Linked DNA regions of Homo sapiens: region 1 is linked to region 2. Evidence: read pairs that join two places in POLR2A ChIA-PET (ENCODE). Cell type or tissue: HepG2. All regions are shown on one strand. Links, peaks and the distances in the headings refer to the core of each region. The heading gives the core; the rest is flanking DNA. Region 1 has its middle 34 kb from the start of IL1R1. Region 2 has its middle 43 kb from the start of IL1R2.

The links. ChIA-PET counts read pairs that join two places held together with the same protein. Peaks named below come from ENCODE experiments on the same cell type or tissue, not always from the same donor. Only the 100,000 strongest peaks of a DNase experiment are listed, where the experiment ranks them.
Region 1: POLR2A ChIA-PET joins it to region 2 with 10 read pairs; 7 of 35 experiments call an interaction of 5 or more read pairs at or near these places.

The regions. Positions count from the first base shown.
Region 1 is chr2:102,104,415-102,112,414 of GRCh38, reverse strand. It overlaps a transcript of IL1R1 not described here. Among named protein-coding and RNA genes, the nearest start is that of IL1R1, 34 kb to the left of the region's middle. In HepG2, for the core only: no CTCF peak of the experiment used is centred there; DNase peaks (open chromatin) are centred at 414, 4,574, 5,944 and 6,194; H3K4me3 peaks cover 1,629 bases.
Region 2 is chr2:102,030,567-102,039,312 of GRCh38, reverse strand. No RefSeq gene overlaps it. Among named protein-coding and RNA genes, the nearest start is that of IL1R2, 43 kb to the right of the region's middle. In HepG2, for the core only: no CTCF peak of the experiment used is centred there; DNase peaks (open chromatin) are centred at 5,172, 6,052, 6,692 and 8,322; H3K4me3 peaks cover 3,434 bases.

The DNA of each region.
Region 1 (8,000 bases), core at 1-8,000, 74 kb before region 2:
TCCATTAGTATCACCTCAGGGCCAGCAATTCCTGAGACCTCCCCCAAACACCTCCCACAACACACACACTCACACTCACACACACACACACACACACACACACGTTAATCCCCACTCTGTGCTGGCCATAAATGACCACTTAGGACAGTTTTGCCGCCGAAATAGGCCTGAGTGTCTGATCAACAATATTTTGTCTCGGTCTCCTGTGTTTCTTCACACAATGGAAGCACCTCTGGGCTTAGAGCCACCAAGACCCTAAGACTGGTAGAGAGCCCACCCCTTCTCCAGAGCCCTGAAAACACTACAGACTCATAAACAAAGCAGCCTCATCATCATGGAACCAGGGTGGCCAGCATGAAAGACGATGCATAATAGAGACACTCTCCTCAATGCCTTCCCCAGGTGGTTGGGCTTCAGGAATTTTGTTCTATTCTGAGCACAGAGAGCCATGGCCTCAGATTTCAGGGGTGGGAGGAAAAGTTCCAGTTCTGCCCTTTGCCCACTCAGAAGCCCTGAGGAAAGCTCTCAGTTGGTCACCTCTATCTTTCTAAAGTTAGAAAGATAACCCTACTTACACCTGGAGAAAAGGATGTCAGAGAAGCCCTACTTGCAGCTGTCTCCTGAGACCCCATCCCTGAAGGACTCCCTGGCACCAAGCAGGCCCCTGGGGCAGAGTTACCCGTGTTCTGGTCCAGAACCTAGAGGTGGCCGGGTCCTCTTCACTGTCCCCTTCCTGCTCTCCTTCTCATTGTTGACATTTGATTCTATCTCGCAGATGGACTGTAAGCTGCTCTGAATTTTCTTCATCTTTCTATTTCCCCTTCCACTCCTTCTTCCTCTCATCATCCCCAGCACCTAGCACAGGGCTTAGCACAGGTTGGACATGCAATAATAATCTGTCAAAATTATCAGTCAGTTTATTAATGCATGAGATAATGAATGAGAAAGCCCTTTGTAAACTGAGTTGTACTCCAGAGAGACGTAGAACGTATTTTTGTAAAATGTCTCCACTTGTCTCACACGGAGGACAAGGTTGGCCAAGAGATACAGTGTTCTGGTCGCCAGCCCTATGTGCAGCAGCGGCCCCACTGTGATCTCTTGTGGCAAATACAACACAGTCTGACAGGTGCTTGTGTATAGAACCATGCCTCCCTGGTGTTATTCAGGTGAGAATTTACATCTACAAGGTAAGAGTTTACAGACCTTGGCACCATCTTCCCCAGCCCATGACTACAGTCAACCTGAAACTCACAATAAAAGCCAAACTCCTTGCCACAGCCCTAAACACCCACCATGCTCTGGCCTCTGCCTCTGTCTCCAGCTCACCTTGGCCTCCCTTCCACTCTCTTCATTGGCCATACATAGAGCTGCTTTCTGCTTCTCATGCTGGGTTTTTATGCTCTGCTTCCTCTGCCCTCTGTCTGGCTGGCTCCTTCTCATGCCTCAGACTTCATCACTCCACCTCGAGCCGTCCCAATCACCAGGCTAACACGGACCGTGGCTCCCTACTCGCTGTCTCTGCAGCCTTCTGTCTCTGTGTTTCTTTCACAGTGCTCAGCACACATGTGCCAACTCCCGCGGCTGCCTAGCTGTTTCATGCAACCCTGGCAGGGTCCACGCATCCCTGTGCCATCCCATGACTGGACACACAGCAAGGCCTCAAAACACAATCACCAAATGAAAAACGTTGTGATCGCAAATGGTTTTAAGCCAATTGAATAGATGCCCAACCTGAGTCAACAAAGTACCTGTCAGACTGTTGTATTTGCCACGAGAGACCACAGTGGGGCTGACACTGCATGGTCATGATACGAGATAGGAAAATTTAGAAAACTTACTAAGTTTGCAGCTTTCTCCTTTGAGACTGCCGAAGTCTAATAAAAACCAGCTTGTTAGCAGGCACTGTTGACGAGCACATGGAGAGGCATTCTTTCAAACATTCCTGGTAGGGGTGTTAATTGGTATGACCTGGTGGGGTGGGGGGGTGGGTAATTCTGAAATATATATCAAAATCACAAGTGTACACAGCCTCTGACCCCACAATTCTGCTTCCAGGAATTTAACCAACAACTTGGAAACACTTCTGCAAAATTACGAGGGCAGGCTGCCACTGGTCGCAACATTGCCTGAAATAACAAAACATTGCAAACAATCCAACTGTCCATTAAGAGGCAGAAAATGCACCGCCTTTGATACAGCTATGGATCAAGGTATAGAATGGTGCACACTATGAGTGCAAAAGAGGTGGAAGAAAAAACTAGAAACTATTAACAAGACTCGCCTATTGGTGAGGAAGAGGGAAAGAAGCGTCTGCAGAAAGGGAAGAGAAAAAGACTTTCACCTTTTAAATTGTGTTACCACTCCAAAAGCAAATAAACCATGTGTCATTCACTCAAAAAAATTTAAAGAGTTTCAAAATCATATGGAAAAGTTTAACCAAAAAAAGTAAAATTCCATTTTAAATTATAGTCTTTTCCCTCATGTTATAACTGGAAACACTAAACAAAGAAAAGGGAGATAAGTCGCCCAGGAGAAACGAAGCCGCCCTTGGCCCCCAAGCTAGCACTCACCATACTCCATCTCATTCGCTGGAGTTCCTTGGTGCAGATTTGGGGGGTCAATAGAGAGGAAATATAAGGAAATATCTCTCAATATTTTAAACGCCCATCGAGTCTAGGTTGGTGTGATAAATTGGATGGTCCTGCCAGGGAGGATCTGGTCTGAAAAATCAAATCCATTTCACATTGGCCCATGTGGGTTCAGAGAAGCTGAGGCTGAGCCCTGCCTGATCCCCAAGTTGAGGGGTTGTTGTGGCTGAGTTTTCCAGGTTCAACACCTCCAAATGCAGTAGAACTGGACTCTTGGCACCTTTGGATGGAAGAACCAAATACATCAGCACTCAGTTGTCCAGGCCAGTGTGGCACATGGACTCAGAAGGCAGACAGACTTGGTGCAGGCTGATGGATCTCTCCTCACTAGCCTGCAGCTTTGGGAAACTTACTGAACTTCTCAGGGTCTCAGCTTGTCTGGACCTAGAGTTGGAATAATGTTTCAAGGTTGCGAGAAAGATTCAAGATATTATACTTAAAGAACCCAGAAGAGTGCATGTTCCTTTAGTAGGTGACTCAATAAATGGTAGTCATATACCCAAATAAACAGCACAAACATCACCAGTGGCCTAAAACCATGAGACATTGTCTCCAAAGTTCAGTCCGACCTACCCTCACTGACCCACAGGCTCCAGAGTGAGCCTGTCTGCGTCATAATTCCAGCTCTGCAATAACTACTGGTATAACCCTAGCAAATCACTCTCTGTGCTTCCGTTTCTTAATCTGCAAAATAAAATAATAGTACTGATTATTTTATATGAGCGGTACCTAAAACCAGGTCTCCTACCTAGCAAGTGCTGTATTACATATTAGCTTTTATTATTATTATTATTATTATTATTATTATTATTATTATTATTCAGTACCAAGTTCAAACCATTACTAAATGTCAGTTTGGTCCTGATTTTTGCAGCCCAGCACTGAGCTGGGAGTCAGAGTGAAAATCGATGCCTCCTTAAAGTTTTTGATATTCATGCCAAATCCATGACACTTGCACCTATAAAGACAGGGTTCTCCATTTTCCTGGTCCTATCCTTGGCTTGCATTCATTTGTTTAATATCCTTTCAGAGCTTTAAATATTTACTCAATAGAAACTGAGACTCACCCAAACTAAACGAAATAAATAACCAGTTGCCCCTAGAAAAGCTCCATTTAGGTTTTTTTTTAATCTTCTGGGGTGCCTTTTTGGAATATTCTTTTCTCCACAGAACTGGGTAAATATTTTTCTACCTCCCTTACATTGACTCATTTGAGAAACATTGATTGATCCGCCCTCTGGGTGTCAGACCCCAAAGCAGGCCCTGGAGAGAGGTATACACATGAAACCGGACCCCGTCTTTGAGGAGCTCTCAGTCCACTGGGGAGCTGAGCAAAGCCCATGGATGATGAGAATGCAATAGGAGGAGGATGGCTGGTTTTCCTGTACAAGAATGGAATAAATAAGCAACAAAATGGAAATCTTTTTAATCTAAAATGTATCCATGCACTGCTGTAACACACTAAACACTGCTACTGAATCTAAGAACCAAGAAGCATAGAAATATGTTATACACACCCCCCCCCACACACACACACATACATACACACACACACACACTTCCCAAGTTTAGAATTAGAAGACGACAAAATTTCAGCATGCAGCTCTCCAGAAACTATATATTTTAGAAGGTTAGATTTATCACTAAACTTTAGAGTAACAACAATAATAATAATACCATTTTGCATTTTTGCTTTTCCTCTATTCAAAAAGCTTGCCTCTATCTTGCCTCTTTATATTCCCAGTACAATCTTGTGAGGTGGCTAGCACAGGCCTTCTGTCTAAATTTTATAGCTAAAAAGGAGACAAAATCACAAAGACTGAGGTTTACCCCAGGTTACTCAATCGGTAAAAATTCAGAGCAAAAGCATCCAGTTCTCTCGCTCTCTCAGCAGACTTTCTGAGAGACATCAAAAGAGGTCAAAGTCCTCAGAAATTAGGTTGGCAGAAGTTACTGTAAGAGGTGACTGCTTTGGCAATGAGTAACCAAAAAAGACGAGAGGCTGAACCCAAAGGGGCAGAACTGGAAACCAGCAGATTTTGCAAAGGGTTTCCTTAAGGTAAATTAAGACAACAAAATATACCTTTGCCTATTATCAGAGTAGCACACTTTTCTTTTATTTATTGTGATACTTTAAGTTCTAGGGTACATGTGCACAACATGCAGGTTTGTTACATATGTATACATGTGCCATGTTGGTGTGCTGCACCTGTTAACTTGTCATTTACATTAGGTATGTCTCCTAATGTTATCCCTCCCCCCTCCTCCCACCCCACAACAGGCCCCGGTGTGTGATGTTCCCCACCCTGTGTCCAAGTGTTCTCATTGTTCAATTCCCACCTACGAGTGAGAATATGCGGCGTTTGGTTTTCTGTCCTTGTGATAGTTTGCTCAGGATGATGGTTTCCAGCTTCATCCATGTCCCTACAAAGGACATGAACTCATCCTTTTTCATGGCTGCATAGTATTCCATGGTGTATATGTGCCACATTTTCTTAATCCAGTCTATCACTGATGGACATTTGGGTTGGTTCCAAGTCTTTGCTATTGTGAATAGTGCCACAATAAACATACGTGTGCATGCAGAGTAGCACACTTTTCAAAAAATTATAAAACCCAATGCTGATGAGAGAGTTGGAAAATGTTCATACAGTGCTGGTGGGCACATAAATTAATTAAACTTTCCTAGGATTAATTTAGCAGCAGGGATCTAGAGTTTTTAAAATGCCCATGCCCTTTGACCCCTACCATTCTACCTCTGGGGATTTATCTCAAGGAAAACTCGTTGAGATAACCTTTGCATCAAGGAGATGCAAAGGTTTAGCTACAAGGGTGTTAGTTGTAGTACTGTTAATAAGAGAAGAACATAGTTGTAGTACTGTTAATAAGAGAAAAACAATCAACTACCTGCCAACAGGATTTAATAAACTATCTATGCAATGAAATGGAAAAGCTTTTGTAAAAGAAAACTCATTCTCATAACAAGATGCTCCATCGCTGTGAGGTAAAAGCAGATAACCGAAAAGCATGTAGAGTACAAATATATTTCTTCAAAATGTAAATGTACTCAGAGACAAATACACCTACCAAAATGTTAACAGTGTTTACCTCACAGTGGTGTGTTTTTACTTCTCGTCTTTTACTATTATCTCTATGTATTTTTTAAAATTTTATTCTTGACAATGAGCTTGTGCTGTTTGTGTAAATGTTCCAAGGACGTATTTTAGAAGTATACCCTCGCTATTCTTTGACCGTTCCTGCCAAGTTTTCCTCCTAAGTAAACTAACAGTCTTGTGCTCAACGGGGTTTGTCAGTTCAATGATTAACAATAGCATGTAGTGTTAGGAAAGGCCATAAGAATCTTTTTAAACTCATCACTACCATTAGGCAGATCAAATTCATCTCAAGAAGTTTTCTTGGCTCTTTCTGGACAACTTTGTCTTCTTCCTTTTCCTAACAGATCAACACATTTATAGTAAACACCAATCTCTGGCATCAAATGCACACACACACAGACACACACACACAGAGACACACACGTCACTGTTCTCCAGCTGTCTCATGGGTGAATGCCATGACTCACCAAACCAGTTGGTCCTTAGCTGTATTTTTTGAAGCATCCTTCCCCACCATCCACTCCTCACACCCTCACCAACACAGCGAAAAATTCACATTTTGCATGAGCAATAAGGAGTTATAAATTGAATTGAATGATAAGCTTCATTAGGTTTTCCTTTTTGTTTTGTTATTTTCTTTCCTTAATCTTTCAGGTTCAGTCCCATTTTCTCATTCTTATGCACAACAACACTATCAGTAGGAATTATGAGGATCAAGGATAAATGGAGATCAAGGATAAATTATGGAGATCAAGGATAAAAATGCAAGGCAATGTTTATAATCCCCTCTGAGAGTGCATGGTCTTCTCTATAGCTATAGGTGCAACATTGGCAAAGCTTCTGAAGGGGGGAGAAAAATATGATCAGGCTTTTAAGATTACCTTTGAGGTCCTTATTGAAGAAAGCGTGTACAAGTTTTGCCAATACAATGCATTATACCTTTAAATGAAACCAATAGAGGCTGCCATTAATAACATAGCACATTCAGGCCAGGCGTGGTGGCTCATGCCTGTAATCCCAGCACTTTGGGAGGCCCAGGCAGGTGGATCACGAGGTCAGGAGATCGAGACCATCCTGGCTAACACAGTGAAAACCCATCTCTACTAAAAATACAAAAAGTTAGCAGGGCATGGTGGCAGGCGCCTATAGTCCCAGCTACTCGGGAGGCTGAGGCAGGAGAATCGCTTGAACCTGGGAGGCGGAGGTTGCAGTGAGCCAAGATCATGCCATTGTACTCCAGTCTGGGTGACAAAGTGAGACCCCATCTCAAACAAAATAAAAAATAAATTAAAAAGAAAACATAGCACCTTCAGTCAACATTGGGTTATGCCTCTCTAACACTGTAGAAGCTTAATGGGAAGTGATAAAATAAGTCTCAATTCTTACAGTAACAACAGTCTTATAAAACGACTTCATTTACAACACCTTTCACTTAACATCTCTCACCACATACCAAAAGTCATGTAACTATTCATGGTTTATAAGTAATATACAGTTATAAAGTATATTTCCCATATGTTTCATAGTTAATCTTCCATAGATAATCACAGTCGTTCTCCTAATATGACTCAGAAACACATCTTAAAGTGAAACATGCCTACAGAGCCATATAACTTCAAGAAATCCTTAAAATGTTGTTTCGACAAACAATATAACGTTACCTTTTATCAGATTCCATTTGTCTTTCCTAAATACCTCATTAATGTGTAAGTAAACCCAAAAAAAGGAGGGAAAAAAATACAGAAACAAAAAACCTGCAGTGCAATTAATCATCTTACCGTCTCCGTTCTTCATCCTTGGGGCATTTGGGAATGGCTGGCCTCCCAGGAGGTGGAGAATGTCGGGGTAATCCGACAAGGTTTCTTTTCCCAAATGAAGCCTGCTGAGCTGATGTTGGTTATTAAAAAACGAAAGTGCTTTTTGAAGTCAGCCCTAGCTAGAGTTGTTAATTCAGGTCTGTGCCGCAGCAGAGTGACAACTCACATCTTGCCGGACGCCCCAGCTGGTACGGAGGCTCAAAGGAAGGAGAAAGTGGGGTTTTGGAGATGGCTGTGTCACAGCCTCTTAGGGCTTTAATCCCTCGGCCGTGACACATCTGGGGAACTATGAACAGGAAGCTCAGAGCCAGGCAGACAGCCAGAATCACTCAGCAAACGTGCCAGACCCTTAAGAAACACCAACACCCGCCACTGCACGGTAACCTCTAAAGTTTCCCGAAGCTGGTGCTTTCCTCTCA
Region 2 (8,746 bases), core at 402-8,401:
CATATGAAAAAAGCTCAACATCACTGACTATTAGAGAAATGCAAACCAAAACCACAAGGAGATACCATCTCACACGAGTCAGAATGGCTATTATTAAAAAGCCAAGCACGGTGGCGGGCGCCTGTAGTCCCAGCTACTCAGGAGGCTGAGGCAGGAGAATGGCATGAACCCAGGAGGCGGAGCTTGCAGTGAGCCGAGAATGCGCCACTCGCCACTGCACTCCAGCCTGGGCGACAGAGGTGACAGAGCAAGACTCTGTCTCAAAAAAAAAAAAAAAAACCAGATGCTGGCGAGGTTGTGGAGAAAAAGGAATACTTATACACAGTTGGTAGGAGTGTAAATTAGTTCAATCATTGTGGAAGACTGCATGGCAATTCCTCAAAGACCTAAAGACAGAAATACCACTCAACCCAGCAACCACTTTATTGGGTACATTCGCAGAGGAGCATAAATCATTCTGTTATAAAGATACATGCACCCATTATGTTCATTGCAACACTATTCACAACAGCAAAGACATGGAATCAACCTAAATACCCATCAATGACAGACTGAAAAAAATGTGGTACATTTACAGCATGGAAAATTATGCAACCACAAAAAAGAACAAGATCATATCCGTCGCAGGAACATGGATGGAGCTGGAGGCCGTTATCCTTAGCAAACTAACACAGGAACAAAAAACCAAATACCACATGTTATCACTTGTAAGTGGGAGCTCAATGATGAGAACACATGAACACATAGAGGGGAACAACACACAATGGGGCCTATCAAAGGGTGGAGGATGGGAGGAGGATGAGGATCAGGAAAAATAACTAATGCGTACTAGGCTTAATACCTGGGTGATGAAATAATCTTTACAACAAACCCCCATGACACAAGTTTGCCTATGTAACAAACCTGCACATGTACCCCTGAATTTAAAATAAAAGTTTAAAAAAAATCTGCTTTTAAGCTAGAAGAAATTGAGAAAATGCTGGGCTATTGGAGAAAAATTGTGATTTAGTTAAAAGTTTTGGTGTAGGTATTGTCAGTTGGCATGAGAAAGTCAAGAAACTCGTGCCCTCCCAAAGCCACCCCACCCTACTACCAGATTGTCTGTATTTCAGGGATGGGGGTGCAGAGAAAAGGGAAGCTGAAGGTAACCCCTTCATAAATTTTCTCCCTTGAAAGATTGACATTTCAAGTGTGTTACAGAAAAGTTTTAGCTAAAGGGTTAAACGAAGAAGAAAGAGGAGAAATACATATACAAAATGCGCTGGTCAGACCATGAGAAGTCTTATCGGGATCCTTTATCTCCATGAGGTGTCTGAAATCAACCCAGCCTTTTGACTTTGAAGATACGTCTCCTGAGTTTCCCCAGGATGGACAAAGCTGAGGAAAAGCTGACTCAGAAAGACAAGGCAGGTCCAAGTGTTTGCCGAGAAAAATGCACTCAGCACTCTACATAATTCCCAAAGGACTTTCTTCTAAAAATATTTTTATTAGAGTCTGAAATAATTTAATCACAGACTTGTATTTAGTCAGAGCTCAGCAAGTACTCCGTGCCGAACAGCGATATTCTTTCAGGCTTTTAAACAGGAAACTGAATCCAGAGAGCAGAAAACACAGAACCGTGCCCATGATGACTTGGAAAAGTTACCCTCTGCTCACACCAAACTCCCAAGTGTCCCCTATTTCATTGGGAACACATTAAGGATGAAACTAAAGGGGAGAACTTGAGGGTTCTTTTCCCAGTGAGATAAAGGAGCTCAAGGCTGGAGTGCCATTGACAGCCTGGCAGCAGGCAATCTTAAAGAGGAAGAAGACTGGTAACTGAGCAGGAGGGAATGATTCCTGGGCTACTAGTCAAATCTTCTCCTTAGATTACAGGGAAGACCTTCCTTGTTAGCTGTGAGAACATCCCACCGCCGACGGATACCAAGCACCAACGTATTTCATCCATTCATTCATTTGACATGTCTTTGACATTGGGAAACCTGTAGACCTCGGCTTTCCAAACAGCATCGATCAGGCTGGATTCCTCTGAGGGATCCAGGGGAACACATGGATAGTTAAACAGACCACTGGGGGAAAACACTGGGACACGGACACGCCAGGAATAAGTACTGAACTTCCTAGATGGACGTGGAGGTGTTGGACAGGGACTTTGCCTTGCTTGTCTTTAAAATCAGAAACAGAGGGTGTTTTGGCAAGTCTAAATTTACTGATTTTAAAGCTCCCACAAGGAAGACCCACATGAGACAAAAATCTAGAGGAGTATGCTAGGATAAAGCAGTAAGTGAATGAATGAATTTCTGGTACAAAAAGCAAAGGGCCGGGAGTACCAGACCACAGGTGTTAGAAAGAAAAGAAGTCAAACCAGGGGTTCCAGCCCATGCCACTCATTAGAATCCCCCAGGACCCCAATCACTTACAGCAGAGGCCCTGGGCATGGGTCCAGACACCAGTGGCATTGTTGTTTCACCTCTCTAGATGATCCCAGTCTGCCGCTGAGGACCCACGCTTAACTGGTACACAGTCACTCGAGGCATACCTCTCCACTTCCAAAAAATATCTATGCAACAGAAACACCATACAGCATCTTGAACATTGAAAAGCCGAGGAAGAGAATTGCATACTGAGGAGTACATGGCAAGAAGGTCATTCTCACCCAGGGGTGGAAGCACTTTGAGTGATCTGCTGAGGGTCATTTTGCACCTGGAGTGCGGCTGGGGAAGAGCCCTCTTCTCAGAAAAGGTGCAGAGGCCTAGAAAGTTCCATACCAGGAGGTCATGGTCCCTGTCGCCTTGAGGACAACAGAGTGGGGAAGCTCTGTCACTAAGACAGAAGCCAAATCATCATGGGCTTACGGGAAAAACACAGTGAGAAGCTCCGAATATGCTAGATGGGGAAGAAAGTCTCCAAAAAAGGACTGGAGCCTGGGAGACTGGGGAGCTACCCCTGAAGATTATTCAAGAAAGCCCAGGGTCCCAAATGCTGAGATAAGATGCACGGTGAAATTTCCCCTAGATGTGACAAAGGTGGTACTGTCACTAATTCCTGCTGGAATAATTGGCCAAAGAGAGCTAACATTCCCAAGTCATGGGTTCTAGACCTAACCATAGAAATCGAGGTGCTCCCACTGACAGCAGGAGTAAGAATGTCCTGGAGGGCTTGCGGAACGAGGATACTGGGCCACCCTGTGGCTCTAATCAGCAGAGGGATGCTGATGATACTGGACTGAGGTCCACCTGCATCCCCCATTCTTTCCCCTGATATCTCCGAACTGCTGCTGTGGTCACTGTTACTGCTGGGTATGGATTCCTGGGAGCAACATTTGTCCAGAAAAACTGCTCCAGGGACCAGAGAATGGCTTGTCTTAAAATTCATTGCAGGTGGGGTCAGGGCTGTGCTGATCTTGTATAAATGCCTGGGACACATTAAAAGGGGACATGCGAGGCCAATGCAATGCCCTAAGGAGCCACACCCTTCCTTGCAGAAGACGGAAGACAGCCTTGACTGCAGTCCCCTCTCCTGGATGGAGCAGCCTCTTTGCTGGGATGGAGCAAGAAGGAGCTGTGGAGAAACTCAGGCTTTAATTTTAAAATTTTTGAGGCTTAGTGTACATCCTTTTTAGATATTGCCCAGGCTACAAATGTAAGACTACATTTCTATGCGGCACTAAGCTTTTGCTGCTAACGCTTCTAAGGTTTTATGGCAGTTGTTTTACCATGCTTCATAAAGGATATTTGGTATTCTTGAGAGAATAAAATAAAATAAAATTGGGAGCATATTTATTTTGTTGGCTGTTTACTTTTGGCCACTTAATTTCTGTGCAGAGCTTCTGATGAGCTGTAGCAGACAAGGCAGGATGTAATTGTGTTGTAGGACCTTTGTCCTTAGTTCAGCTAACAGCCAGGTTCTTGTCACATGGCCATGAGAAATTAGGCTTGCAGATACTTTGAAGGGTGAGACAAGTGGAATTTATTGGGCAAAAAGGGGGGAAAAAAGAGAAACAGGGACCCTCCGCAAAGGCAGAGCACTGCTAGTGTGCTTCCCGCCTCGCAGATTGAATCCCTGGTTCCACCCAGGAAGAGGACGAGCCAGGCTCCTCCCCGCCGCAAAAGGCTTGAACTTCCCAAGTCTCCACCCCAGTGCGCAGGCCTATTGGAGTTTTTCCGGCAACCCCTTTGCACTTGGCTGTCCCAGTTGTATTAACCATGTGTTTCTGATGCTTTGGTACGTGGGACCTTGTTGCTTTGATACCTGGGCCTTTCCCTGGTTTAGCCAATTCCTAGAGATAGTAAACAACTTGCCTACTTCTGCAACATGCTTTTCAAATGCAAATCGACCAATCCAGAGCCACACCCCAACCACCTCTTTTATGGAACTCTCACCCTCAGGGTCACTATCCACACCCAGTGAGGGACAGCCCATGCACCAAGAGCCCAAGGAAACCATTCAAACCAGCCAATCCTAAGCCTGCCTACCCTGCCTCACCCACTCCTTCCCACAGAAACCATCGGAAGAGCTCTCGCCCACACCTTCCCCTCACTCCCTCAGCCTCCTGATCGGCCCTAGTGCTTCTCTGGGCACCCTCCCAACCGCCATGGTGTGGTGTGCCCCTCCTGCTGGGATCTGGGGGATACCACTGTATTTTCAATGGCTATTGTCTCCTGATCTGTTGGCCTCACCAAACCTGAATAATAAAGCCTATATTTGAAAACAGCAATTTGGGGTGGGAAATATAACAAGGTGAACAGTCAGCCTGAGGTATAGTATGGCTTTGAGACTAATTTAATTCACAGACTGTTCTTAGCTGTTTCTGTGCTTTCTGGGGGCTAAATCCACATTGTCCCTGCAGTGGGCTCAGAAGGATCCAGGGACTCACACTCTTATTTCCTGAGAGAGTAGCCTCAGACCCAGCGGCAGGACTGCACGCTGGACGCCTCACCTCCATCCAGTAGGACAGTGACGCCTTGATTGGTCACAGGCCACAGGCTAAGAGAACAAAAAGCTGGGAAATACTGTAGGAGAGGACACTCGGTTCCTACTTCTGATTCTTCCTTCCCTGTGAAGGAATCCTTATTACAGTCCCCCTGGTCCCCCAGATTCCAGATGTACCTTCTACCGGTTTCGGGAGATGAACTCTTTGTGGTAGCTAGTCTTCCCCTAGAAAAGCAAATATTTGCTCTGCTCCTGACTGTAACCTTGACTCAAACCAGCCCCTGCATGGGCCAGCTGTTTCTCAGCTGTCGAATCCTGGGATTCGGTATTAAGAAGCCCATTGCTGCTGCACATCTAAACCACACTCTCTAGGAGGTAATTTTTAAATTAGGTGAGCTTCAGTTTCCTTACCTCTAAAATGTGAATTATAATCTTTGCCTGGTGGATTTTTTTTTTTTTTTTTTTGAGGATTCAATTGAGCAAAACATGTAAAATCTTGCACAATGTAGACATTTAGATGTTGGTTTCTCCTCCTTCATTCTTGCTTTATTTCTCCCACTCTTTTTTATCTAAAGCTTTCTCTCCCCTTGTCCTGGAAGCTGGCTGAGTAGTAGTTCCTGGCCCCTGAAGCTCGGCCTCCACCAGGGGTCTGGTAGCTGTCTGGGCAGTTTCTGAAAAACCACTGGGCAGTGGGTTCTGGGAGTTCCTTTGTAGGAGGTTTTGTTTTGCTTTGCTTTTCTGAAGAATGAGGAAGTGGGTTTTGCAGGCATGCCAAGGAGGAGGAGAATGTGCTGGTGCCTGAGCCCTGTGGGAGGGAGCTTTCTAGCCCACCACCCCTGCTTTGAGGACTGGCTGAACCCATGAGCCAAGAAAGGAGGAGCTTTCAGGAGTGCACAAGCTGGCTCCAGCACGGAAGCTGGCAGAGGCTACAGCCCAGGTGGCGTCTGGATGGCTTCTCCACTGGTGGCAATGCCTTCTTGGAGCCCAGTAGCAGTAACGAGTAGCCCTGATGGGTGGCATGGGCAGAGATGCCAATGGGTGAGGACCGCAAGAACAGGAAAGCAACCACAAAACACAAAGCACCTTTGTGTGTCCAAGTGAACTATTGGCAGGACATCATGGAAAAAACCAATGAGAGTTGAGTGTAGAGACAGGAGCAGAGAAACTTAGCTGAGTCCCACTGATAAGACCCATTTGCTCACACAGGCTGGAAAAGTCCAAGTGACACACGCTGTATCCATTCTGCAGACACTTCTTAAATGCCTGTGCCGCAGCAAGACACCGTGCCCGGTGCTGGGGTGCATCAAGGAACGAGAAGGCTCCTGCCTTGAGGAACTTACAAGAAACAAACATCCCACCCTTTCTGTGAAAGAGTCCCTATATATTCCCATAGCATTCAAAATACTTGAGAGATCACATTTGTTTTTTAGCTCATAAATTATTCTTGGCTTCTGTTGTTGATGTCTGCTCTCATCCTTAGTTCTTGCAGAAGTGGCATTTATTACATAAGACGTGGGTTTTTCCTGTGGGCAGTGCATGGAAGTGTGAGGTTTCCAAAAACTATTTATCACCCCCTCTCCCCAGCCTTTGTAGGGTTGGGGGTGAAAAAATTCACCTTCAGAAAGTTAAAACAACAGAATCAACAAAAAATAGAGGAGATAGGCCACTTTAAGAAAAGAAACCACATTGTTTCACTTGTCCATCTGTTTGTGTGTTCAAATTGGACTTAGGGACACAGAATTAGGTTAGTCATAATCCTTGGTTCAAGACACAGATTCTATATTGGTCCCTGAATAGCTTGTGTTTTTTTTTAATCTGTTTGTTTAATAATAAAGTAAACAATCACAGTCTACTACCTAACATGAGATCTAGAACTTAATGAAGTTTATGTTTTCCTAATCCATCCCAACCCTGATGTAATCACTATCCAAACAAACACACACACACACACACACATCTATATTTAAGAGCATATATATGACAAAAACTACATTTTAACCGTGTGTGTGAATATATATGAAGATGCTTTCACATATTCGAGAGAGAGCATATTAACTTTAGTTGTTTTCACTTTATGTAAAAGGACATCATTCTAAGAAATGTTTCTGGGACTCATTCAATAATATATATCTAAGATTCATCCATATTGTTCCATGTTGTTTTTTACTGTAGTGCATTTTATTACTTGTAAGAGCTACACATTCTCTTGTCTAGCGGGTATTGAGTTTTTGCTGGATTGTATTTTACTCTTTATTATGGAAGTTTTCAAACATATACAAAAGTAGAAAGAATGATATAAGGAAGCAGGGTGCAGTCATCACCAAGGCCAACAGTTATCAACATTTGGCCAATCTTATTTCATGTATTCTCCCATCCACCACTGGATAACTTCGAAGCAAATCTCACACATCACCCATAAAAAATTTAGTCTGCCTCAGCCAGGCTCGGTGGCTCACGCCTGTAATCCCAGCACTTTGGGAGGCCGAGGCTGGTGGATCACGAGGTCAGGAGATCGAGACCACGGTGAAACCCCGTCTCTACTAAAAATACAAAAAAAATTAGCCAGGCACGGTGGCGGGCGCCTGTAGTCCCAGCTACTCGGGAGGCTGAGGCAGGAGAATGGCGTGAACCCGGGAGGCGGAGCTTGCGGCGAGCTGAGATCGCGCCACTGCACTCCAGCCTGGACGACAGAGCAAGACTCCATCTCAAAAAAATAAATAAATAAATAAATAAATAAATATTTAGTTTGCCTCTTAGATAATAACCTTTTTTGAATGCAGCAATGCAAATATCACACTTATTCCTTAATATTAGCATAAATCCAGCACTCAAAATTCCCCGATTGTCTCGCATCTTTTCTACCTGTGTGACCCCACACTTCTGAAATAGTGGAGGGGAGGAAATGCGTAACCTGTGAGGTCAAGGCAGAGTCTGAAAGCCGATGGTGGTTCTCCTCCGGCTGCAGTCAGCTCCTTTTCTGGGTCATTGCTGAAACAGCCAGAATCTAAAGCGGGGGACTCCAGAGAGCACTGGAGAAGTTCGAGGAAGGAAGAGAGATGCAAGCGCGTGGCCCCAAGCCTGAAGATAAAGAAAAGGCAGAAGCAGTCAAAGAACCCTGTGCAACGTCCTCACCGAATCCTCCTTCTCAAACCTCACTCTCCTCTCCTTTCCGGTTAAAATCTAATAAGGTGTTCAAAGGCCTCTGCCGGCCCCTCCGTACTTCTCCCTCCCTGAATGCTTAGAAAACAGAAGAAGGAAAGAGGAGATGATAACAGGAAAATAGAAAAGCGAGGGTCAAAAGTTAACTGCTCAAAACCGCCTTCACCTAAACCAGGCATTGGCAAACTTTTCCTGTAAACGACCAAATAGTAAATATTCTAGGTTTTGCCATCTCAACTACTCAACTCTATCTTCAAAGAGCAAAAGTGGCCAAAGACAGTCTGCAAACAAACAGGCAAGGCTGTTTCCTAATACTCTTAATCCACAGAAACAGAGGGCAGGCTGCATTTGGCCCACAGGCTGTGGTTTGTCAACACGTAGTCCAAGTACAACAATTTTTATTTCTGTCTATTCCTCCTATGTTTTTGATTATTAAACAGTTACTATAGTTGAAATAGAAAAATAGGAAAAATGGAAATATAAAATATAGCTAAATAGCTAAGTTAATTTGGACTAAGTGATTATCCCCATTTTTCAGATGAGAAAATTGATGTACTTTGAGATTAAAGGATTTGCCCAAGATCACAGAGGCACCATGTGGCAGTGCTTGAACTTGAACTCACAAAGTCTGCCTTCAAAGTCCAAGTTTTTAAGT